Linked DNA regions of Homo sapiens: region 2 is linked to region 1. Evidence: chromatin loops called from intact Hi-C (ENCODE). Cell type or tissue: Caco-2. All regions are shown on one strand.

The links. Hi-C counts contacts between places; a loop is a spot of excess contacts. Peaks named below come from ENCODE experiments on the same cell type or tissue, not always from the same donor. Only the 100,000 strongest peaks of a DNase experiment are listed, where the experiment ranks them.
Region 2: a loop joins it to region 1, with 7 times the contacts of the local background. A loop is called at or near these places in 4 of 110 quality-filtered maps.

What each region holds. Positions count from the first base shown.
Region 1 is chr14:69,583,935-69,586,434 of GRCh38, forward strand. No RefSeq gene overlaps it. Among named protein-coding and RNA genes, the nearest start is that of CCDC177, 10 kb to the left of the region's middle. In Caco-2, CTCF peaks have their summits at 1,220 (motif pointing right) and 1,421; a DNase peak (open chromatin) is centred at 1,267.
Region 2 is chr14:70,316,940-70,319,439 of GRCh38, forward strand. No RefSeq gene overlaps it. Among named protein-coding and RNA genes, the nearest start is that of COX16, 41 kb to the right of the region's middle. In Caco-2, a CTCF peak has its summit at 1,151 (motif pointing left); DNase peaks (open chromatin) are centred at 1,112 and 1,552.

The DNA of each region.
Region 1 (2,500 bases):
GTGAGACTTCGTCTCAAAAAATAAATAAATAAATAAAAATAAATAAATAATCACACATGTGCTGGGAAGCAGAGGGACTGCTGGGAGACCCTCTAATCAGGCAAGAGATGGGCATGGCCTGAACTAAGGCAGCAGCAGTGAGGATAGAGAGCATAGGAAAAAAATGTGAATTTATGAGAGAGAATCAACAAAATTGGTGAGTGATTAGGTGTGGTATCAAAACTCCTGGGTGAGACAGGCACAGTGGCTCATGCCTGTAATCCCAGCACTTTGGGAGGCTGAGGTGGGCGGATCACTTGAGGTCAGGAGTTTGAGAGCAGCCTGGCCAACATGGTGAAACCCTCTCTACTAAAAATATAAAAAATTAGCCGGGTGTGGTGGCGGGTGCCTGTAACCCCACCTACTTGGGAGGCTGAGGCAGGAGAATTGCTTGAACCCTGGAGGTGGAGGTTGTAGTGAGCCAAGATGGTGCCACTGCACTCCAGCCTAGATGACAGAGTGAGACTCTGTCTCAAACATAAGACAAAGACAAAAACAAAAACAAACCTGCCTGGATGTCTGGCTTGGTCAACTGGATAGGTGTGGGGAGGACAGGTTGTGCTGTTCGCTGAGGTGTGAAGTGGAGGAGGAAGAGAAGCAAAGATGATGAGATCCACTTTCAACCTGTTGAATGGCCATATCTATCAGGTGTCTAACCTAATGGTTAATATCATGAGTTTCAGAGTCCACAGACCTGAAGTCAAATCCCAGCTTGTCAGGTCCTGGCTGTGTGATCCTGGGAGTTACTCAAACTTTCTGAACTGACATTTGTTCCCCATAAAATGGGTATAGTAATATCTCCCTTATAAGGTTGTTGCTGAGAATTAAAGGAGATTAAATATGTTCAGCACACAGCACAGTGTACCCATGCATCTGGAACGTAGTATTACGCAGTAAGTGGAAAGTCATTATTATTATCACTACATTTAGATGAAATGATGAGCAAATCCAAGCTTTCTTTTGGTTGCTTTCCTGTGTGTTTATAGATCATGTCTCTAACTTGGATTTCAGTTCCTCTGCTCCATTTGGAAACAGTGCCTTCTACTTTTTTTTTTTTTTGTCATTTGTTCCTGGAGATCGGAGTTTTTCCCTGATGCTCAGCTCTTTGATAGGGTTGACTAGAAGGCAGGATTATTTTGTTTACTGGAGGCAAATTTTGAGAAGGGAACTCAATGCTCACTCCACACTCTTACCACCAGGTGGCGTCCCTCCTCTGGTCATCTGCATGTAGAGACAAGGTATGAGAGAATCAACAAAATTGGTGTGTGATTAGGTGTGGTATCAAAACTCCTGGGTGAGACGGGCGTGGTGGCTCATGCTTGTAATCCCAGCACTTTGGGAGGCCAAGGTGAGCAGATCACCTGAGGTCAGGAGTTCGAGACCAGCCTGGCCAACATGGCGAAACCCCGTCTCTACTAACGATACAAAAAATTAGCCAAACGTGGTGGTGTGCGTCTGTAATCCCAGCTATTAGGGAGGCTGAGGCAGGAGAATTGCTTGAACCTGGGAGGCGGAAGTTGCAGTGAGCCGAGATTGCACCACTGCACTGCAGCCTGGGTGACAGAGCAAGACTCTGTCTCAAAAAAACAAAACAAAACAAAAAACATCGATAAAAAATAACTTCAAACATAAAAAAGGAATAAATAATAACCCCCTATAACCGCAAACTTACTGAATTGTAATGTTTTATTTTCTTATCCAGTTCACCTACTAGACAGTGACTTCTGTGAGGAGAGGACCTGTATTTTATGACATTTCCTCCCCAGCCCCTGTGTCTGACATAGATATTCAGTGAGAGTTTGAGGAATAAATGGAAGTACACTCGGTCCCACTTCTCTGTTCATACTCTTCTGCTTTCCTCCTTTTTTGGGAGATTCTCCCCATCTATGCCTTCAGTTTTTGAGAGGCAAGCAAGGAGTCAGCCGTGGGCACTCCCCCGACACTGAGAACTAGGGATGTCTTACCATGACACCCTCTGCCACCAAAGCTTGGTACACTAGAAACAGCATGGGCTTGGAACCACATACATGTATCCAAATTTCAGCTCTTTCTTTTTTATTCTTATTTATTTATTTGAGACAGAGTCTCACTCACTCTGTTGCCCAGGCTGGAGTGCAGTGGTGCCATCTCGGCTCACTGCAACCTCTGCCTCCTAGGTTCAAGCAATTCTTCTGCTTCAGCCTCCAGAGTAGCTAGGACTATAGGTGTGCACCACCATGACAGGCTAAGTTTTGTATTTTTAGTAGAGACTGGGTTTCACCGTGTTGGTCAGGCTGGTCTCGAACTCCTGATCTCAAGCGATTACCCTGCCTCAGCCTCCTAAAGTGCTGGGATGACAGGCATGAGCCACCGTGCCTGGCCTTTCTTTTTTTAAAAAATGAACATGACAAGTTGTTTATTGTCTCTGAGCCTCAGTTGCATTATCTGTAAAAATAAGAATTATAATTGATTTGCAGAATGG
Region 2 (2,500 bases), 730 kb after region 1:
GATTCTTTTTTCTGTGTGTTTAAACAGAGTTATACTACAATTGAATTAGTGTTCTCACCCAGACCCCCTGCCATAAAAATCATCAAACAAGCCTGGAAGAATGTTACTGCAGGGACTTTGCCAGCAGAGTGCTAGGATTTCTGGAAGCTGGGTATCTTCTCACACACAGTGGCCAGCATTGGCTTTGGAGTTTCTTGTTTTCCTAGCACCTGAGGAAAACTTTGATTTGCCCCAGAAAGACTGCCCAGGTCCAGGGCAATGCTATTTGACATCGTATCCTCGGTGCATGGGAGTAAATATGCCCCCTTCAGGTGTGGCACAGACTTGAGACTTATGCTGAGGTCAGGCCTCACAGCTGCCTCCCAAGGCTACTGTCCCAGATGGCCCCTTCCCACACACCGGCCACCATGGAGGGATTAGCATGCACGTGTGTGTGTGTGTGTGTGTGTGTGTATGTTTGTGTCTTTGTGTCAGTATTTCTGTGAAGGAGGCAGTCCAAGGGACCAGCAGGAGGATTTGTAGCTGGTGTGTGTGTGTGTGTGTGTATGTTTGTGTTTTGTGTCAGTATGTCTGTGAAGCAGGCAGTCCAAGGGACCAGCAGGAGGATTTGATTATTACTGCCTAGAGACATCTGACGCAGGGGAGCCCTGGTTTCTTGTGGTTGATATACCTGGGCAAGGAAAAGGGAGCTGAGAAGCAATCAGAGAAAGTTGAGCAAAAAGGATGAAGGCAGGAGGAAATAGCTGAAAGAAGACAGAAGAGCCCAGCTCAGACACAGGTGATTAGCAGTTCCTCAGGGTTCCTTTGGGAACCCTGAGGGTTCCTGAGCAGTTCCTTTGGGGTCCAGGGTTTGTGAGGCTCTGCTGGACTACAGGCATCAGCCACCCCTGAGGGAGGCAGCTCTGCACAAAGAAGATACAGTAGCTGGAGGAGCCAGTTCATCCAGCCAGGAATCTTCTGGCCTCACAGCATCTAAAGGGAAAATGCAGAGAGAACAAGTCAGGATTCTTGATTATGGGACTCCCTGTGGAGGGCAAGGCCCTAGAAAAAGTTGGACATCATCTAAGAGTTCTGGCTTCAAAACTCAGTATTGTGTGGTCTTTGTGCACCCTCTTGTGGAGTGAGCAGTGACTCCTGAAGGCTTGCCCAGACCAGGATCATTTCCGTTGGGAGTATCATAGACCAAAGTCCATCCTCAAAATCTGGTCTCCACTCTCACAAAAGGAATGCACACAAATGTCATCCAACTGAAAGTCCTATTTCAGAAACCTTTTGTCCACTCTCCTTCTATTATTCTAGTAATGATTACAGTAGGCTAAACATTGTTTAAGTTTCAAAAGGCAGAAAACCAGAAATTTTTTTTAAAAAAACAGTATTATATGAAGCAATGCTTGTAGAACAATCTATCATCTGTAAGCAGACTATTTTCCTTGTACTGATCAATACTACTCCTTTATTACCTATCTTATCTTTCCTGTCTCTCCACTGAGTTCCATGTATACCTCACACAGTCACACAACTGTTGACACAGTCAAAACTGCAGTTCGCAGATGAGGCAACTGGAACTCAAAGAGGTTATGTAATTTGTGTAAGATTACACAGTTTGTAAGTGACAAAGTCCAGAGTCCAATTCAGGGCTACCAGTTTACATGGTTTTCCACTGAACTTCACTGTTTGCAGAAAAGAGATATACAAAAACATTTAGATAGATCCTTCCACCCACACAGAATTTATTGCTACTAATTGAACAGACTACTGAGTAATGTTATTAAAATATTGTTTTAGGTGTGACATTTTGATAAGAACTTTTTTTTTTTTTTGAGACAGTCTTGCTCTGTCACCCAGGCTGGAGTACAGTGGGGAAATCTCGGCTCACCACAGCCTCCGCCTCCCAGGTTCAAGCGATTCTCCTACCTCAGTCTCTATGGTACCCACCACCAAACCGGGCTGTGTGGTTTTGTTTTGTTTTGTTTGTTTGGTGTGTTTTTGGGTTTGTTTGTTTTTGTTTTTGAGACAAAATCTTGTTCTTGTCGCCCAGGCTGGAGTGCAATGGCATGATCTCGGCTCACTGCAACCTCCGCCTCCTGGGTTCAAGCGATTCTCCTGCCTCAGCCTCCCAGGTAGCTGGGATTACGGGCACCCAGCTACCACCACACCCAGCTAATTTTTGCACTTTTAGTAGAGGCAGGGTTTCACCATGTTAGCCAGGTTGGTCTTTGGTCTCGAATTCCTGACCTCAGGCAATCTGCCCGCCTCAGCCTCCGAAAGTGCTGGGATTACAGGTGTGAGCACTAATTTGTATTTTTAGTAGAGACAGGATTTCACTGTATTGGCCAGGCTGGTCTTGAACTCCTGACCACAAGTCATCCACCCGCCTCAGCCTCCCAAAGTGCCAGATTAGAGGTGTGAGCCACCGCATCCAGCCGATAGGGGGATTTCTTGAGTTACTTCTTGTGTGGTACAGTATAAACCATCTCCTCTCTTCCCTATGAAATTATTA